Linked DNA regions of Homo sapiens: region 1 is linked to region 2. A link is an interaction called in ENCODE POLR2A ChIA-PET data of the cell type or tissue named here. Cell type or tissue: OCI-LY7. All regions are shown on one strand. Links, peaks and the distances in the headings refer to the core of each region. The heading gives the core; the rest is flanking DNA.

Region 1 (4,384 bases), core at 236-4,235, 150 kb before region 2:
CAAGAGAAATCCTCCCATCCATTTCACTGGATCTTAAATAACATCTATTTCCTCTGATTATAAGTCATACACGCTAGTTGTTGGAAATGTGGAAAATACAAAATATAAAGAAGAAAATATAAATGGGACTTCATCATGTAGAATTAACTGATGTTAATATTTTAGTGTGCAGCCTCCCAGTGTTTTATTTTTCTCTGCGTTGGGTTTTACGTCCTTCCCACGCCCATTTTAAAAAAAAAAGATTTTGTAGTCTGCATTTCCCACTTGGCGAGGCGTACTGCGCCCCCTTAGAGGCCTCCTACCCTAACCACTTCCTCCCGGGCCGCCCGCCCTGGTGGCCCACGTGGCTGGCGTCGTTGCCGCTAGGCAGCAGCAAGGCAGGGGCTCTGCCGAGGCCGCCACGCGGGGTACCCTGGAGGACGGGGCGCGCTTCCGAGAACGGCTGCGGGGATAGCCCTGCATTGGCATAGCTGGGGCATTTCTGCCTCTCCTGCCTCTTTCCATCGGCTGTGATGGGGCCTGAAACATGAGCAATGGACCAGCCAGTGTTTACCCAGCGATTACGGAGCAATTAAATTCTCAGTCGATACAGTTACGTCTTCAAACAGCTGGGCTGGGGCGCCGCGGCCTCACGTGCCTGCTCCGGGAGTCGCATCCAGGCTGCTGAGAAACCGGCACCACGCACTGGTGGCTTAGGGCGGCAGCGTGGGTCGGTCGGGCGGTACAGCCGCGTCCTCTTTCCCTAGAAAAGGGCAGAAAAGCCCTCGGCTTCCCCCACAGGCCCCATGGGGCAGGCCCACCCTGCCTGCCTGGCCCCAAGCTCTGGGTCTCTGCCTCCCGCCCCAGGAAAGCGATGGCGGCAGGGGAGGTTAAAGGAAGTGTTCTTTGTCTCCTTCATGGTTCACTGGTTGGTTGGGAGAGGTCTTTGGAGAGGTTGGGATGGGGTGAAAATCCCCACAAGCCCCCTGCAGTGGCGGGAGCATCTTGCCCGCTGGCAGGGGCAGGGTGGGGGCGGGAATCCTGGGGTTTGAAGCCTGGGCTCTGGGGTGGGACAGAGTGGCACCTGCACAGAGGGGAGCATCCTGGGGACAGGGGGCTTGCTCCTGTGGATTGGGCTTTGAGAGCAGGTGTGCTCCTGGGTGATCTGAGGAGCTGTGTAGTTAGAGCAGAATCCAGCCGACCTGGGCTCCATGCCCAGGAAGATGGCCGAATTCCGACGTGGAGCTACAGGAATCTGCCCTAGGGAACTGTGTGACCTGTCACTTTACCACCCTGTGCATTTTTGTCTCATTTGTCCTGAATCGCCAGATTCAGGAGGCATAAAAACCAAAATAGAGGTCAAAGTACTTTGACACTTTGGGAGGGCGTATTAAAATATCCCAGAGAGTATTAGGAAGGTTTTGTCTTGTCATTGAGTTTTGACTTTCTGTCCAGAGGGCTCTCCTCAGCAGGGATGTGAAACTCCTGTTTGGAGTCAGCTATTTGCCCAGGCCAATTTCCTTGTGTAATTTTCCCTGCCAGGCCTTGAGCATCCTCTGAGACTGGCCCCTTCATGTGACCTAGGCTGTCGCCAGAGGGTGCTTGGGAAACCTGTTGGTGCTTGGGCTGCCCTCAAATTGCTGCTCGTTAAGGCACGCAACTTTTTGTCAGCAGCATGTTTAGAGATGATTGGAGGAGAAGTCCTGCTAACTCTGTGTCGGTTTTGTGTCTCCCACCCATGAGAGAGAGGAAGCAAATACTAGCCACCATGTCCTGAGTGCTTGCTATGTGCTATGCAAGAATTATCTTGTTTAACCCCTAATAGAAGCTGGTGAAATATTATTCCCATTTTACAGACAAGGAAACTGAGGATCAGAGACAACGAATGCCTTGAGCATGGTCCATGTGGCTGATGAAGAGCAGAGCTAGGTTTTGAACCAGGTGCTTGTCAGTTGCAGCCTGTAACCACCAGGGCAGGAGGATAGCAGAAGGCAGGTGTTGTCAAGTATGGGAAGCGAAAGTGAGGCAGGAAGGTGAACAGCTGCTTCCCATGTCCCCAGCCACAGCCAGCGGGTGGCTGAGAGCACATAGGTTATTGTTCAGGGCCTCAAAAGGCCTGGCCTCTCTTCCCTGCCCCTCCGCCCTGCCCCTTGAGGCCATGTGTGGACTCCAGAGGAGTGACGCAGAGAATATTTTTAGGGACAGAAACAGCAACAACAGCAATGCTAGGCTTTATTAGTTAAGGAAATACCCCTAACTAAAGATAATACTTCCAGAACAAGTGAGAGATGCCACGAGGAACATCTAAGCTTTCTCTAGTCCAGGGTATTCGGTAATGCAGTTTTATCCAGTTTTCTGGGAAATATGTTCTTGTTTCATTTACTGGAAGCTTCTTGTTGGAATCTTTTGTATCTTCTTTTCTCACTTCCAGGAAGAGTAACCTTTGTAGGCGTAGAGATTTTTCTAATCCCACTATTTCTTGTGCTTTGTTTTATTTTCTCTTCTGAAAGTTCTTTACCCATTCACTTATCTTCTGACCAATAACATGACCATAAAAATGATTTTGTATCTGTTTGTATGACAAAAAGGGTTTTTAATTTGTTTCATCAAACCAAAAACGAAGAAATAATCTATAGCAAGAGTGATTTGATCAGATATGGCATTCTTAAGACATTTTACTGCCCTCAAGAGACCATGGAATGGCTTAAGAAACGAGGTTTTTAGAGATTTCTTTTATTATGATTAAAAAAACAAAACAGGAAGGACAGCTGCCTATGAAGAAAGACTGGAGTGTGTTGCTGTCTCCAGCAGGGACACTTTCCATAATTCCTTTAGCACCCTCAAGTTAAAGTGGCTCCCATTGTCTGAATCAGTATTTTCTACCAGGCCAAATCTGGGTATAATTTGTTCTAAGATTATTTTGACCACATCCCCGGCAGTGGCAGCTGGGAGGGGAAGGCCTCCACCCTGGAGAGGTGGTCTACCATTACCAGCAGATACGTTAGTCTCCCTATTTTGGACATTTCTGTAAAATCTACTTGAATGCTTTGAAATGGCCTTAACCCAGGAGGTTTCCCTCCGGTAGTCTGTTTTCTTTTTTTTTTTTTTTTTTTTTTTTTGAGACGGAGTCTTGCTCTGTGGCTCAGGCTGGGGTGCAGTGGCACAATCTCGGCTCACTGCAAGCTCCGCCTCCCGGGTTCACGCCATTCTCCTGCCTCAGCCTCCCGAGTAGCTGGGACTACAGGTGCCCGCCACCGTGCCCGGCTAATTTTTTTGTATTTTTAGTAGAGACGGGGTTTCACTGTGTTAGCCAGGATGGTCTCGATCTCCTGACCTCGTGATCCGCCCACCTCGGCCTCCCAAAGTGCTGGGATTACAGGCGTGAGCCACCGCGCCCGGCCGGTAGTCTGTTTTCTAACTACCTTTTTGTTTATTCTCTGGCAGGTCACATAACACCCACACACTTGTTTAACAAGGGTGTAGATCCCTATACACCCGTAATTCTTGAGTATTGCATCACACATGGCCTGGGGACCCCAGTGACCTCCCTTACAGAGTATGGATATCAGTTCTCTCCTTGTGAGTTTGCTTATCATTTCGGTCCCATCAGGGAGCACCCACCTCCCATCCTCAGTTTGAGTGGCCCTATCTTGCCCAGCTCTTCCTCCTCCTCTTCAGAAAGTTGGGGTTTTAATACCACCTTAGGGATATCTGGGATTAGGCCAAATAGTTTAACTTCTACCTCCAGGGAGGCTGCTTAGCAGCTTTATCCACAAGCCTGTTCCCTAACCCTAACCCTAACCCTAACCCTAACCCTAGCTTCTATAGAGTTTCCTTTCTGATGGCCGTTTACATGAACTATGGCTACCTCTGCTGGAAGCAGGAGGCTTTTTAAAACTTGTTTGACCAGTTTCCCATATACCAATTCTTTCTACCTGCTATTTATTAGGCTCCACTTTGTCCAGATCTTTCCAAAGGTGTGTACTACTCCATAGGCATATCTGGAAATAGCATATACAGTGCCTTCTTGGCCTTATATGAGCTTCAGGGCTTGGTTAAGAGCATGTAATTCACAGGTTTGGGCTGAGCAGTTATTGGGTAATCTACCTTTTTCTCATAAGGTTTGTTTGTTTCCATCAATGACAGCCTGGACATTGTGTCTTTTACCATCTATCACTCAGGATGGCCTATTCACAAACAGCCTCATTCCATCGAGTAGTGGAATTTCTTTAAGGTCTGGTCTAACTTTGGTTTGATATTCTATCATATGTAAACAGTTATGGTCTGATACCTGCTTATTCTCCTCTCATTTCCGTAAGAAACTGACTGGAGTTCATTTAGGCGCCTTTCCAGGGCCCACTGACCCCAGGAGGAACTTGAGGAGGCAAGGGGCTGACCAGCTGGC
Region 2 (4,384 bases), core at 184-4,183:
CCCCCTTCTCAAAAGGAGCACGCTCTGTGGTGTCACTTGTAACGTTCCAGCCAATTTCTTACGGCATAAACTGACGATCTTCCACTTGAGCAACAGAAGAGCGAGGAGCTTCCATGAGGAGTTATGTGCTGTCCTCGGCATGAGCCTGACCAACAGTGGGCCCTGAGTCATTAACTACACTTGGTAACACACTGTCACTCACTGCTAAATTAACCATTACTTTTATATGAACACACGAACAGTGCTTCTTATTTCTCTTTATTCTCTGCTATCTATAAACAGCACAGGGCTAATGGTTTTCCTTGCTGCCAAGGGAATCCTCTTTGTGTGGGCATCCCAGTGCACCTTCTTTACAGGCTGGAGCTGAGGGATCTTTCCCCTCCAGGCCCTTCTGAGAGGTCCTGCTGTGTGCCTCCTGTCGTGGCCTCACATGGGGACTCCAGTCCCAAGTTAATTCTGGGTGTTGAGCAACTTGGTCTGCCAGCAGCCAGGGTCCAGGCAGTTGGAGAGGTCTCAGCTGAAGGCCCGTGTTCTGAAGCACCCAGGACCTAGGTATGGGAAGACTGAGGCTCTGAAGAGGAGTTGGAGGGGACAGGGAGGAAGTCCTCGCAAAAGATGGTCTCCAGCTGGTGTCCTGAGACTAGTGGAAAACTTAAAAGGTTCTTGGCACGGGTAACTTCTGCCCCGAGTGAAATTTCAGCAACCTGGACTTAGAAATTAAGTGAAAATGTTGGCAGACGGTTTTTTCATCTGGGCTGAGATAGGCAGGAAGGTGATTTAAATTCCCCGCTGGCTATGGACAGTCCTATGACCAGAACCCTCTCCCGCTACCTTCTTCCCACATCACGCCTCCTGCGTTATCCAGCATCTCCTCGTCCCATGACTGGAACTTTAACTGGGCAGGCCCTAGTAGAAAATCGTATTTGCTTTCCCTCCTGGCAGCTGAGGGTGGAGGGCTGGAGGAATAGTTCAAATGTCAAGCTTCTTCAGCCGCCTCGCCAGCTCAGGGCCCCACCCCCGAGGAGTCTGGCCACTGGCACACTGTCACTGCTACGCAGGACTCACATGGCCCCCTTCCGCCCAGAAGGGAAATACACAAGGAAGGGGTGGATTTTACCTACTCCCACATTTTGCCCCAATAACCCACATTTACTATTTCCAATTCCTTTCTCCCATCTCCCCCATTATCTTAAATCCATTTCAATCAGTCATTGTCCCCAGCCCTCCACTGTAACCGCTCTTATCATCAATGACTTCCCAGCTGCTAAAACCAACAATCAATTTCCTTTCCTCATCTTCTTAACCTATCTGCAGCCTTTGCTGCAGTTAATTTCTCCCTCCTCCCTGATAGAATTTCTTCACTCGACTTTCCAAAACACTTCATTCTCTTGGTTTTCATCCTGCTTTACCAGTTTCTCATTTTCTGTCTCCTCTGCTGGTTTCCCATCTTCTCCCAGACCCACTAAAGGTCCTTACTTTCTTTTCTTATACCATCAAAATGCTAATGATCCCCAAATACACACCTCCAGCCAGATCTCTCTCACAAACCCCAAACTCACATTCTATTGCCCAGTTGCCATTTCCACATGGACATCTGATAGATACCTCAACTCAACTTTCCCAAAATTCACCTCCTTACTTTCCCTTCAAAACCTGCTCCTCTGGGGCTAGGCACAGTGGCTTATGCCTGTAATCCCAGCACTTTGGGAGGCCGAGGCAGGCAGATCACTTGAGACCAGGAGTTTGAGACCAGCCTGGCCAACATGGCGAAACCCCCTCTCTATTAAAAACAACAACAACAACAAAACAAAACACAAAACCTTGCTCCCTTCATGGCCTTCCACGTCTCAGTGAATGGCAGCTCCTTCCTTCCAGTCACTCAGGTGAAAACTCTCGGATTGCTTAGATGGGTGCTAGCAGTGGAGGGGATGAGAAGTGGTCGGGTCCTGCACATCTCATCGCGGGGGCTCTAGTCCCAGGCATTCGGGTGCTGAGCTACTCGCTCTGCCAGCAACCAGGGTCCAGGGAGCTGGAGAGGTCCTGAAGCTCCCAGGACCTGGGTGTTTGGGTAGAGTCAAGAGCTATGAGAGGTGGAGGAAATTAAGGATGACTCCAAGATTTTTGCCTTATAACCAGTCAGCTTCTGCCTTCACTCCCCTATACTCAGTTCTCAACATACCAGCTAGAGAGATTATTTTAAAATGTAAGATGACTGTCCGGGCGCAGTGGCTCATGCCTGTAATCCCAGCACTTTGGGAGGCCAAGGTGGGCAGATCACCTGAAGTCAGGAGTTCGAGACCAGCCTGGCCAACACGGCAAAACCTCGTCTCAACTAAAAATACAGAAATTGGCCGCGCGTGTTGGCGCGCGCCTGTAGTCCCAGCTACTGGGGAGGCTGAGGCGGGAGAATCACTTGAACCCAGTAGGTAGAGGTTGCAGTGAGCTGAGATTACGCCACTGCACTCCAGCCTGGGTGACAGAGCGAGACTCCATCTTGGAGGGGGCGGAAATAATGTGAGATTACTGCTGCCCAAAACCCTGCCCTGCATCTGAATGTCACTAGAGCAAAAGCTGAAGTCTGAGAGTGGCCAACCTGACATACCTGATCTGCCCCTCTCCCTGTCCCCAGCCCATTTACTTCCCTGACCTTACCTTCTATTCACTTGCCCAGCTCCAGGCTTGAGTCCTCCTCAAACAAGCCAGCCAGACTCTTGCTTCGTTTCAACCTTTGTTTCCTCTGCCTAGAGGAAAGCACTTTCACCCAACCCCATAATATCCACATGGCCAGTTCTCTCACTCCTGGCAAGGCTTTGCTCACATGCTCTCAATGACCACCCTTTTAAAAATTGCCACCACCCACACCCACACTCCTGATCCCCTTTACCCAGCTCTCCTTGTTCTTTTTCTATAGCACTCATTAATTCTGGAATGCTACCTAATTTACTCATTTATCCCATTTATTGTGTAGTGTCTGTCTCCCTCCTCTAGAATGTATGCCCTATGAGGACAGGGAATTGGTCCGTTTTGATTATAGATGTATCCCAACCACCTAGAACAGTTCCTGGCTTTTGCTACGTGCTCAGTAAGTATTTGCTGGTGAATGACACAGGCTCAGGGCTTGGCTGAGTATGCGCCGAGGCAATGGAAAGAGACTGGAAATTATAAAGCCAGTAGGATGAAGCAGGTGCCTGGGGGTGGATCAGCTGCAGGTCCTGGACAGCAGGGAGATTATTTACCCAGGAGATGGTGGAGGCGGGCATCCCTCTCACTCACCTCCCTAAAAGCGTCCCTGTTGCTTCCGATTTCAGATGGGCTTCTTTGAATCACTTTCTCAGCTTCCCTGCCTTTTGACTACAGTTTTCAGCTGTTTGCCTTGTGTTCTATCATAGCCTTGCCTCAGCTCTGGAACTCATTTCAAATTAGATCTACCACATGTTGACGCTGGAAGAAACCAAAGAAGATGTCACTTACATTTTTAGTTTGGAACTAAAATTGTGCTCTGAGGACTTCTTCATCCCTGAGCTTCTCACTAAACAAATACTACTACGAATCCAATTCCTTGATTGCCCTCCCCTCCCCGCCAAGCACAAGAGTGGCTACTTGGAGCTGTGAATTTAAAGAAAGGGCCCAGGAGCAGGCCAGTCGGGTACGTTACTAAAGGATGGCACAGCCTGGAGTATCCCAGCGTCCTTGCTCAGAACACTCTTCCCATGCCCAGGAGCCAAGGCCCCAGTCTGAGAATGGTGAGTTCAAATAAAAGCATTAAACCAGGAGGAAAGGGGTCCAACCAATCTACAGGGTCTCCATTCTCCCCAGCCTCCTTCCCACATCAGCAGCAAAGGGTCCTTTCAGGAAGAGGCAGCAGTCTCTTCTTTGGCAAAGAGACAGGAGAATGACAAGATGAAGTTTAAGGGCCCATTCTCTGTAGGAGTTTGCTTTGCGTGGGAGGTGAGAGGAGTTAACTGATGACAGAAAGTTTAAACTGCTGAGAACACCAAAAAAAAAAAACAGAAAAATAGGCAGGTCCAGGTTCCTCTACTGACCACACACATCCTTGATCAGCCCGCTTACCTTGGCAAAGGAGCCATTTCACTAACCCAGCCAGTGGTCCTGGGTGACTCGTGCCCTCCAGAGCAAACCTGGGCCCCTGCCTGCAGCTCCCCAGTCCCTCAGAACATTCCCCTCCAGCTGCTGTCATCCATCAGCGAATGGGGGCGAGGAGTGCTCAGGCCCTGTGCTTGATAAGGGAAGAAGTTACGGGTAGGTAGTGTAAGGGTTAAACAAAGAGAACTTGACTGGATGGCAGGACTCCCAAACATGTCAGGACTCTCCACCAGAATCAGAGTGCTGGAAGGCAGGCTCTACCCAGGGAGAAGGAGACCAC

What was found. Peaks named below come from ENCODE experiments on the same cell type or tissue, not always from the same donor. Only the 100,000 strongest peaks of a DNase experiment are listed, where the experiment ranks them.
Region 1: POLR2A ChIA-PET joins it to region 2 with 5 read pairs; 2 of 35 experiments call an interaction of 5 or more read pairs at or near these places.

What each region holds. Positions count from the first base shown.
Region 1 is chr12:104,330-108,713 of GRCh38, forward strand. The region is part of intron 2 of IQSEC3 (IQ motif and Sec7 domain ArfGEF 3); the gene reads left to right. IQSEC3-AS2 (IQSEC3 antisense RNA 2) reads right to left here. Exons shown (of 2, transcript NR_184284.1): 2 at 2,195-2,548. Among named protein-coding and RNA genes, the nearest start is that of IQSEC3-AS2, 5.2 kb to the right of the region's middle. In OCI-LY7, for the core only: a CTCF peak has its summit at 1,965; a DNase peak (open chromatin) is centred at 1,992; H3K4me3 peaks cover 1,441 bases; H3K27ac peaks cover 2,842 bases.
Region 2 is chr12:253,200-257,583 of GRCh38, forward strand. All of the region lies in intron 2 of SLC6A13 (solute carrier family 6 member 13), which reads right to left. It overlaps LOC102723544 (a long non-coding RNA gene), which reads right to left and starts at 4,100. Exons shown (of 3, transcript NR_120482.1): 1 at 4,072-4,100; 2 at 3,274-3,441; 3 at 243-548. In OCI-LY7, for the core only: no CTCF peak of the experiment used is centred there; no DNase peak of the experiment used is centred there.